2 separate regions of the Homo sapiens genome follow, and region 1 is linked to region 2. A link is a contact called in ENCODE Hi-C or POLR2A ChIA-PET data. All regions are on one chromosome and are shown on one strand. The core of a region is the stretch at or near the end of the contact, and the rest is flanking DNA. Distances in the headings are between cores, read along the strand shown.

Region 1 (5,553 bases), core at 2,731-5,230, 110 kb after region 2:
GGGATGGTTCCCAAAACTGTCTTGTCAAGCTGGGGGCTGGGGCAGATGCAAAAACATAGGGTAATGAGGTGTGATCTAATTGGATCTTGTAATGCAATGATTCCGGGAGCCCCATCTGACTGCCGTGGGCTGAGCCTAGAGCTCAATCTGATTGGATCCTGGATGCCAGGCAATGTCCACTTCTTAATTTTGTCCCCATTCCTCACTCTAAGCACTTAGGTTCCACCTGTGGTTGCGGGCTTGGTTCATCTGGGCATGCTCAGGTTATGTGACCTTCAACCTGGAGGTCCATGACAACTGAAAAACAGATCACAACTTTGGTACATAAAAGTTGAACCCGCCGGGCGCCGTGGCTTTTGCCTGTAATCCCAACACTTTGGGAGGTTGAGGCGGGTGGATCACCCTGAGGTCAGGAGTTTGAGACCAGCCTGGCCAACATGGCGAAACCCCATCTCTGCTAAAAATACAAAAATTAGCCAGATGTGGTGGTGTGTGCCTGTAGTCCCAGCTACTTGGGACGCTGAGACAGGAGAATCAGTTGAACCTGGGAGGTTGCAGTGAGCCAAGATCACACCATTGCACTCCAGCGTGGGTGACAGAGTGAGACCCCATCTCAAAAAAAAAAAAAAAAGTTGGACCAGATTGGTTTGATGTGGTTACACTGAAGTAGTCCGTGTTAAGTGAGCTAATATTTGGACTCAGCCCCTTACAGCACTGTAGGGCTGCCAGAAGGCCAAGAGCTGACTTAAAATTTCAAGAGCTGCAGGTGGCCCCAATGAGTGAAATACCTCCTTGTCATAGAGCTTCAGAGTGAAGTAAGAATCTGAAAAACATTTTACTCACTTATAACCAGCCTTTAGGGGAAATAGAGGGGACATCTTTCAAAAATCATTATGAAAACTATGAACTTGCATTTTTTTCCAAAGCAGCAGAAATACTTCATTGACATCTAAATTTATGAATTGTAGGGAACCAATTTCTTTTGCAAATGTTTTATGCCTATTTCCAAACTGTTTCAAAAGCGATAGTTTTTTCTCACTACAAAGTAATATATATGTCCATTATAGAATCCTTAAAAAGAATAAAGAAGAAAATGAAAATTGATTTTAATATATTAAAGGTACTTAATTAATTCTACCAAAGATATAATAATTAACATTTTTATATATCCTTCCAGTTTTTTTCTCTGCATAATGTATTTTTACCCAATGGGATCACATTGTACATTACTATTTTGAAGGCAGATTTTTTTTCCTCTTAATATACTTGAACCTTTCTTCACAGGAATTCCATTTTTAATAGGTGTGTAGTAATCCACTGTATGATCACATCATCATTTGTTTAATAAATCCCGTCTTGTTGACATTGAAGTTGATTCCAGTTTTTAATATTAATTAAAAACAATGTTGCACTCAGTATTCATGAAAATTTCCTTAAGTCAAATGCCTAAAAATGCTGTTGCTGGGCCAAAAGATACATACGTTTTTAATGTTTTGAGATATACAACTAACTTGTTCCCCCTAAGGCTGTATAAATTTATATCTTCACCAAAAGTATATGAGCATGCTTATCCTCACTGTTCTCAACAATACCAAATATTGTCAAGTAAAATTAACTTTTGACCTCGCTTGTTTGAAATTGGGGGTTGGGGGCAAATCACAAACTTTAAAAAATATATTTACTGATAGCTGTTATTTCTTTGTGTGAGTTGCCTGTTCATCTTTTTTGCCCATTTTATCACTGGACTATTTGACTTTTTTCTATTTATTTATTAGAGCTCTTTAAAGATACTACCCTTTGTTATATATGTTACAAATATTTTTCTACTTTATCATTTGCATTTTTATGAAGTTTTTTTGACATACAGGTCTTTTATTTTCTATGTGGTCAGAGTATCAATCTTTTCTTTATGTTGCCAAACTTATGTGACAAGCCAACCTATATAGAAAAAGATTGATAGTCTAACCATATAAAAATTTAAAAACCCGTATGTCCAAAAACCTTTCCCTACTCCACTCCTCCTAATCAGATAAGTTTATGTATATTTTTCTAGTTCTTACATATTATAATTTTTTACATTTTAGTCTCTGGTATGTCTTTGAAGGTGTGGTTTTAACTTCAGGTTCTTCCCTCAAATGATTAGCTGTCTATCCTAATTTTGTTTATTTGTAATAAATAAAATAATAATTAATAATAATCCATGCTTTCCCCACTGATTTGAAAGGCTGTATTTATCAGATACTAAGTCTTAGAAAATTTGTCTATTGGGGATCTTCTATTTTGTTTCAGTATTTTATTTATTCCCGGGCCAATGATTTCCCCTTATTATTTTACTTTTGCAAATATTCTCACGTTTATTCTTCCAGATGAAGTTTAGAATCATTTTGTCAAATTTGTCAAAATTTTTCTAAATCATATTGAGATTTCTATTAGCATTGTAATAGATGTATAAAGTAAGTTGGGAAGAAGTGACATATTTAAAATACTGAATCTTCCACCGCAGGAAGCAGAGTGTCTCTCTGTGGTTTTCAAAACCCCCTTCAAGTCTCTATATTGTTGTATTGTTTTTTTCTTCACACGGAAGCTACCTACCATTTTTTTGTTAGCTTTATTTCTAGAGTTTTGTGGTTATATTTTTCTGTTTCAAAGGAGACATTGTCTTCTTTGTAGTTTCCAACTGTTTGTGTCATTAAATATATAAAAATACTTTTAAAGCTTGTATATATATTGGTTTATATTTGTTAACCTTAATGAAGATTTTTATTCATTTTATCCAATCTGTGTTGATTAGAGGCAAAAAAGAAAAGAGCTTAGGACCATAATAGATGGGCATTTTTATTCTTTAAAGTATAGTGTACTTATAAATAGCATCCCCTGCTTCTGTACTGGTAATCCTAATTCTCTTTTCTTCAATGCTAAAGATAAAATCTTGCACCAGTCCGGTGTAGAATGAGTGATAAACCAGCCCTTGCATTCAGGTCTTTTGCTAATGCTCTCAATATTAATGCCACTCAAACTTCAATAAAAGCCTGTCTGATTTTCCTGGTGATAATGGTGAAGCCTGGCCCTGCCATAGCGTGGTATCCAGTGTCCACTTTTTACCTTTGTTCTTGTCTACTTGTCTTACAATAATGCAAACACTGACAACCCAAATTGATCTCTATCACTGTACAATATTTACCCATTTCTGACAATGCAGAAATTATGTACCACAAAGTGGAAACACACAAATATTTCTAGCTTTGGCTTTCAGTGGAAGAACTGATCTTCACTTACGCAGCACAGCGGTTTTGTGTATATACTCAGAGAACTTTGACACAATTTGAGGGAAATTAAAACTTTGCAAGGACAAAGCCACTTTCTTTTCCTTTCAAGGGCAAGGCTTTGGCATCCATGTGGAAAAAAATAGTATGGAAAATATAAGGTAGTCATTAATTTTCATTTTGTTATGAGCATGTATTGGATTAACTCAGTTAAACTAAAAAGGTCGCAGCTACTAAACACTTTCTTTTTATTGTTTTTAATTGTACTAATTAGTGATATATATATGTATATACATACACACACACACACACATATATATATACACACACACACACATATATATACACACACACACACATATATATATATATACACACACACATACATCTATATTGCCCTTCTGAGTCTGGGCAGCCCCTGAAAAAAGAGCTTTTGATAGCTGTGAACATCATAGCATCTGACAGTTCAAGGTCTTTGCATGAATTACAATGTCCCTGAACTGCAGGAACTGAGATTGTCATGGTTTAAAAATGGAGAAGCTGAAGTCTGTTTTCTCCACCAGATCAAAGAATCATACTCTTTACTGGGGCCATTCTATGTTTCCATTTTCTGGAACTTATATTTTCAAAACAATTTGTAGGAATATTTGTGTTTCTATTCATGGAATCATTTTTGAACATTGATGTTTGCCACTCCGCATTCACGTTAAAGTTCAAGCAAATAGCCACTTCAACTTCATGAGAGCATGCCTATGTGCACGAGAGCATTCCTTGAATGAAACGTACTTTATTAGGGTCTTTCTCACCTAAAATCAGCATGCACTCTAGACCACAGCTATTGTCTGTCATGATGTTTTTCAAACTGTGCCTCCTGGAGCCCAGGCAAGGGACAGACATGTTGGGTGTCCCCATAAACCAGAGCTGCTTCACTCTCATCTGTTTTGTATACTGAGGTTCTTTGTAAAAGTTTCTTTGAACGGAAACTCACGATGCTATAAATAACAACAAAAACAAACAGTTTAAACACCTGGCCTGGCTGTTTTACTGGGCAGACCTTCCATAATTAACTAGATAATATCAGCTCTTTGGGTGACGGGAGCATCTTCGTAAGTGGCTTGCATCTTTCTCTTTTGTCTGTGTTTTTAGCCAGCTGCTTAGATTCCCCAGCTAATGGTACTGAAATGCAGCCTTGGGGTTCAGCTGTTACTTGTATGGTGTACAAACCTGTCTCTCTCAGCTGTACACAGGGAGCTGTTATAAAAATGCATATTCTTAGCCCCTCCTGCAGATAAGAATCTTCAGGAATGAGGAATCTGTATTTTTTTTTTTTTTTTTTTTTGAGCCTGCTAGGTAAGTAAACCTTTCGTGAATGGTGCTTGGGGCGGGGACTTCACCAAGCTTAGCTAACTAGTTGGCTGACTTGCTGTTAATTTTGTCCTGCCTGCTAATAAGTGTGTGCACCTACGGCAAGGCTCCTCAGATTTTCACGTGCATCCAAATCCAAATTCAGGGTGGGAGGGTGTGTGGGGAATCTTTGAAAATGCAGATTCTGGCTCAGCAGGGTCGGGGCTGGGAGGAGACGCTGAGATGATTCATTTCTAATAAGCTTCCTGGTGATGCCAATACTGCCAGTCCATGGCCCACACTTTGAGTAGCAAGACCCTAGGGCAGGGCCTCTCAGCCTCAGCACTCTTGATATCTGGGGCTGGAACGTTCTTTGTTGGGAGGGGCTGTCCTGCACATTGTAGGACATTTAGCAACACCCCTGGCCACCACCCACTAGGTCCCACTTGTGACACTCCCTCCCACTCATGACAACTACAAACATCTCTAGATGGTTTCAGATTTCCCCCGGGAGGCAAATCGCCCTGGTTGAGAACCACTGCCCTAGATGATCCCGATCATCAGCCAAGTTTAAGATCTGCCATGAGTATGATTTGTCTGCACACTTAAATTATTAAAAAATACAGATTCTGGGTTTATCTGGCCTCCCTAGAGTACAAGCCACAATAAGAAAGAGGACTAACCTTTTTTTTTATTTTATTATTATTATACTTTAAGTTTTAGGGTACATGTGCACAACGTGCAGGTTTGTTACATATGTATACATGTGCCATGTTGGTGTGCCGCACCCATTAACTCATCATTTAGCATTAGGTATATCTCCTAATGCTATCCCTCCCCCCGCCCCCCACCCCACAACAGTCCCCGGTGTGTGATGTTCCCCTTCATGGACAGAGGACTTACCTTGTTTACCACTGTATCTACAGCACCTAGAGGACTGTTGGGC
Region 2 (5,752 bases), core at 2,408-4,907:
GAATGCATTTGATGTAAATTTTTGTTCCTCTTGGTTGAATAAATATTGTTACTAAAAATAGCTTTAAAAGGACATCAGGATACAGCTGGAGCAAGACAAAGGAAGCAGGGCAGATTGCTGTGGGTTTTGGAACTTTGCTTTCCTGAACGCATTGTACGTGTACAGTCCGTTACGGCCCAGCCCCATCACTCATGTCATTCCCAGAGGCAAAGGCATTTGGATTAGTGAAATGCAGCCTCCCTAGTCCTGCCCCTGAGTTCCTAGTTATCTCTGTAACAGCAGCTACACCTTGGGTTAGGGTCTTGAAGTTAGCAGCCTCCGCCCCACCCTGATAGACAGACATATTCTCCTTCTAGATAGGAAATAAAAAGCAGAGGATGCCTGTTGGAGAACAGAGCTGGGCAGCAGAGGGTGGGCAGGTGGCAATGTGGTGATACCCTCTCCACCCTGTGGGGGACGCCAGTTCCTGCACTTCCCATCCAGCCGCTGGGTGCACTGCCACAGTCACGGCTTGCAGAATGAAGGATTTATTAGTCATGGAAACTGGCCTCGGAGCACCGTGCCCCCACTAGAGGCACAGCGGTTCTGGGTCTTGAGATCCTCATACACTAAAGGTCTGCCACAAATTTAGGATCATCTTCATGCTTTGTAAAAAAATTTTTTAAACCCCTGTTGGGTCAGATCCTGGTCTATCATGCGACGGTGGCACCAGAGGGGGCTCTGCAGGGGGCATCAGACAACCTCATTTCCCTTAATACAACTCACTATAGATCTGTGAGTTCACATAGTTTCTGAGCTTATTTATAGTTTCAGCCTCTTCAGTGTCCTCTGTGTTGTCATGAATTTTCCACCATCGTGTAAAGTTAGCTCTTTTTCTTACTTACCCTGAATCTGCCTCCTTCAGTTCAAAGTGGTCTCCTTAGCTCTGGGGTTTCAGAGTTGACGGACATGCCTGTTCACCCTTTCTATTCTTTTCCAGTATATTTTCTAGTGAGATTCACTGTAGGTTTCCACAAGATGAACACTAACTGGAGCGATGAGTGCCTTGTGGATCCTTCAAGGATTTCAACAGCAAAGTTACCTCGAGCCATAAGCCTGCATTATGTTCTGACTTATAAGAAAAGCGATTTTTCTTTCTCTTTGTTGTCATGGGGCTGTCTTCCACCACATTAGGCAAAAAAAGTAGTGCAGTGCCTTGTTTTCAGAGCTTCTGCTGACAAATGAAGATTCCGAGGACTTTTGGGTTAGGCAAAGAAATGTGGTATTCTCTGGCTTCAGAGGATCTCTTTGAGAACCTCTTTGGAGGAGAATGCCTATCCCTGCTTTGCATTATAACTCTTAGAAACAAAAATTATTGTGTTTATAAATCTTCCCTTAGCTGTCTGCTCCTTAAATCGGCTCCTCACAAAGTGGGAAAAGAATCCAGGGTTCTCTGTTTGAAGTGCCCAGCCCAGTGCCCCCCAGCCCTGGAGGGCCTGGCGGGGGCCTCTTCCTGCCCTTCACTGCCTTTTTTCATGGCTGTCTCTGCAGACTCAGCTGAAGTTACCCATTAAGGGGGCTGGATGTTGTGTCGAACAGTACAGTGGTGGTTAATGCTGTTTAATTGTTTAACTGTGACCCTCACAGAATTACCAAGAATAAAATACTGCTGTTTCATTACCAATAAAATTTCCTAAAAGTGCATAAAGATAATTGTAGCTAGGAGTCAGTCTCTTTTCCAGAAAGATTCTTATGTCGGCTGAGTTCAAGTAGGTAGGTGCATGTTATATAGAAAGTTTATTACACGAGTTGTTGGCTATTCAGACATGCACGTGAGGCAGCTGGAAATGAGATCCTTCCATGGGAAATGCTTAGTTTGGAAAATGAAGACCTGAGAACATAAGAAAATAGAAATGTCACAGCCTGTTGTTTCTGTTGTCTCTTCGGTGTTTGGAACATGGCATAGAACAATTGAAATTGGTTTTTCAATAGAAACAATTGAATAGTCCAGATTCATTATTTTTTCCCCTCTTGCTATAAATGAAGATTTATGCAAAATAATCACATTCTCTTTTCCTGCCTATTCTAATGAGCTATTATTATTATTTTAAGACCTCCAGAGGTCTTAAAAGCACCCCAAAATGTGTAGCCCTGCCCCTATACATTTGTATATCCATAGCAGTGCTGTGCTCTCTATCACCCCCAACTCTTCACCAGAGGGGTTGACAGTGACTGAGCCTACAGGAAGAATCATCAGAAAGGAATGTAAGACAGCAGCTCCATCCAGTATTCCCACCTGAAGAAGGTCTTGCCAGGTTAAGATGGCTATTGTGGATAATATACTCTTAGATATAAAATAATTCTCAAGCTAAGCAGATGGTGCTGGCACTTCGTCCCAATGTCTCCCCGCTTTACCTTTCATTAGTCAGATCTGAAAATTAACACCAGCCGGCACAGTGGTTCACATCTGTAATCCCAGCACTTTGGGTGGCTGAGGCAGGCGGATGACCTGAGGTCAGGAGTTCGAGACCAGCCTGGCCAATGTGGTGAAACCCCATCTCTACAAAAAATACAAAAATTAGCCAGGCATTGTGGCTCATGCCTGCAGTCCCAGCTACTCAGGAGGCTGAGGCATGAGAATCACTTGAGTCCAGGAGGTGGAGGTTGCAGTGAGCTGAGATTGCATCACGGCACTCCAGCCTGGGTGACAGAGCAAGATTCTGTCTCAAAAAATAAAATAAAATAAAATAAATTAACACTAATGATGAAACTTTTAAAAGTTGTAGTAAGCAAAGGTAAAAACATAAGCTGTAATAGAAGTTCAGTCCATGTTTAAGTATTTAATCGTGACAACTACATGTATATGTTGAAAATCCTTCTTTAACCTTAGAGTTCTGAAGTTTCTAGAGGTTGGATGGAATTGCTTCCTGCTCTTGAGAAGACTACAACCTGAAATATTCCGTTTGCATGTATATTTTAATACACATACTTTGATAACCTTGTTCTTAAATATATATGCTGAATAGTATCTTTCATCTTAGGACTTTGAAATAATTCATTTATTTGCCTTTTCTCCTCTGACTAAAAAGAGTTATAGTTCATAGTTTCCTCATTCATTCAGACCAGGACTTATTAAATTAGATAATTCCTGATTAGATATTCTATTTCTTAGCTGTGTACATAGTAGGTATTCAGTAAATATTATTGACTTATTTAATGGTTACTTGTGCTCTTCAAATTACACCTGTATATTATGAAGTAGATTTTAGGGTGAATGTATGGGAAGCTATCATTGGTCCAGATTAACTGCTTTTCCCTCTTGTAAATGAATCTATGAAAATTAATCACTTTCTCTTTTCCTGCCTATTCTAATGATCTATTATTGTCTTTAAGCCACCCCAAAACTTAGTGACCCGAAGCAAATTTTGTTCTACTATCTCCTGGTTCTGTGGGTTGACTTGGTTCAGCTGGGCGTTGTCTGGTTAGGCCATTTCATGCAGCTTCTGCCTGATCCTGGCTGCCAGGGCCGTCCGCCCTTGGCTGCCTCCCTCACAAATCTCTCTCGTACGTAGCTGTGACCAGAGCAGCTCAGGGCGGGCCAGCTGTGGCTTCGTCGCAGCAGGGTGGTCTTGGGTAACCAGCCTCTAGGGCCAGTGTTCCAAGAAACCAAGACCAAAGCTGAGCCAGCCTTGAAAGACCCAGGCTTGTGCTTCTGTCACATGCAAGTTCTGGGAGCAGCAAAGAATTTGCAGCCATCTAACCTACCCTGTGACATTCTAAAAAGCAGCGTGTTTTTTTCTCTTTCTCCTTTTTTTTTTTTTTTTTTTTTTTACATTTTAATGGTTGTTTATTGGGTTGAACCAATGAAAAAAAAAGATTTAATTTTCTTTTTAGAAAAACACAAACATGTTCAGTTCTCCTGTTGTGCCATTACATTTTAGATTGTGTTAGTTTCAGATTATACTTAACTTGTCATAAACCAAGTAGAGTACATTTAGGTGCCTACTCTGAAACTAAAAACATCTTAATTTTGTGGTTCTGACTCACTGTTATTTATGAGAGCTTTTCTGAGAATTGTCTCCTTGAGATCAGATCCCTTGGGGGACAGAAAGTCCCTACTGAGTGTGGTAAAAATGCCCAAGCCCATTAAAACAATGGCCACCCCCATAACAATGCATTCTCCCCAGGAACCACACAAAACGGGAAATGAAATAAAATGGATGACTTAGAGTCTTCTTTCCTAGGGAGTCTGGATTGAACCATGGCATCTGGATAGTTAATGCCGTTCTATTTAGCAAGAGATGCTAAAAAAAAAAAAGAAATCTTCAAGGTCAGTCTTCTGTGTAGTGCCATGAGGCTCTCGTTAAAATGTCACGTACCAGGAGATTCTACCCCTGAGGGCAGGTTGGCCTCTGTGCCTTGGTCACTCTCCAGAGGTCTGAACTTGGTAGAGAGAGGTGGGGGCTGGGCGCGATAGCTTATGCCTGTAATCTCAGCACTTTGGGAGGCTGAGGCAGGTGGATCACCTGAGTCCAGGAGTTCAGGATCAGCCTGGCCCACACGGCGAAACCCCGTCCCTACTAAAAATACAAAAATTAGCCGGGCATGGTGGCGGGTGCCTGTAATCCCAGCTACTCGGGAGGCGGAGACACGAAAATCACTTGAACCCGGGAGGCGGAGCTTGCAGTGAGTCGAGATGGTGCCGCTGCACTCCAGCCTGGGCGACAGAGTGAGATTCTGTCTCAAAGAAAAAAAAAAGAGAGAGAGAGATATGGGAAGATAGGCATCTCGCAGGCGGGCCCCACAGCCTGAGAATTTCTTCTACCTTGGCCTGATCCTCAGCTGCCTCTCTGAGCGCACTCATGCTTCTCTAGGGAGGACTGGAGAGGGCCCCTGTGGCTTGCTGTGATGCTGGCTTACCTCTCCCTGGGTAAGTGCAGCTGCCAGCAATGCTGGTTCCCATGGCAATGCAGGGCCCCAAGTGCCATGCAGCAAGGACAGCTCGGTGCGTGCTGTACAGGGCCATCTGCTCCACAGTAGCACCCTCCCATTGACAGGATCACAGCCCATACCTGCGTCCCTGGCCATTGTGGATTCCCAGGGTTTAGGACTGTGCTTGGCACACAGGAGGCACTCAGGAATATTTGTTGACTCAGCAGTAAATGCAGAAATCAAATATGTGTTATTTAAAAAATTGAATTAGTTGTAAAAACCAAAATAAGACAATTTCAACTAAAATTAAATTCTTTTGTTTTTTTGGCCAGGCATGGTGGCTCACGCCTGTGATCCCAGCACTTTGGGTGACCAAGGTGGGCGGATCACCTGAGGCCAGGAGTTCGACACTAGCCTGGCCAGCATGGTGAAACGCCGTCTCTACTAAAAATACAAAAATTAGCTGGGTGTGGTGGCAGGCACCTGTAATTCCAGCTACGTGGGAGGCTGAGGCAGGAGAATCAGTTGAACCCAGGAGATGAAAGCTCGTGAGCCGAGATCACACCACTGCACTACAGTCTGGGCGACAGAGTGAGACTCTTTCTCAAAAAACAAAAAACAAAAAAAATTATTATTTTTTTCTTGAAAAAAATGTTAAAAAAAAAAGTAAAACCTGGCAATACTGGGCCTGAGAGGTCTGGTGGGAACTGCGCAGTAGCTGCCCTCACATGGCGAGGCTCATTCTCCAGGTGACTGAAGGCTCCTACCCTTGTCTATGCCTTTCCACCCAGCCTACTTCTCCTGTTTGAGTTTGCAAACCCCATAAGGCATGTTCCCATCT

Evidence for each region. Hi-C counts contacts between places; a loop is a spot of excess contacts on that map. ChIA-PET counts read pairs that join two places held with the same protein, here RNA polymerase II (POLR2A). Pooled maps may share reads with other maps.
Region 1: a loop to region 2 is called in a pooled map, with 5 times the contacts of the local background. The contact joins two enhancer-like sites. A Hi-C loop is called at or near these places in 4 of 168 maps with a recorded cell type or tissue (B cell and GM12878), 37 of 37 single-sample maps with no recorded cell type and 13 of 50 pooled maps. POLR2A ChIA-PET finds 5 or more read pairs at or near these places in 7 of 52 experiments (B cell, GM10248, GM12878 and 4 more).

What each region holds. Positions count from the first base shown.
Region 1 is chr6:157,567,196-157,572,748 of GRCh38, forward strand. All of the region lies in intron 2 of ZDHHC14 (zDHHC palmitoyltransferase 14), which reads left to right. Among named protein-coding and RNA genes, the nearest start is that of MIR3692, 41 kb to the left of the region's middle. Within about 2 kb of position 3,981, at least 3 of the 41 ENCODE cell types and tissues checked have a DNase peak (open chromatin) inside an H3K27ac peak, as active enhancers do; they include B cell and GM12878, where a contact is called at or near this core.
Region 2 is chr6:157,461,319-157,467,070 of GRCh38, forward strand. The region is part of intron 1 of ZDHHC14 (zDHHC palmitoyltransferase 14); the gene reads left to right. Among named protein-coding and RNA genes, the nearest start is that of MIR3692, 65 kb to the right of the region's middle. RefSeq lists enhancers at 334-393, 3,028-3,528, 3,529-4,029, 4,864-5,651. Within about 2 kb of position 3,658, at least 3 of the 41 ENCODE cell types and tissues checked have a DNase peak (open chromatin) inside an H3K27ac peak, as active enhancers do; they include B cell and GM12878, where a contact is called at or near this core.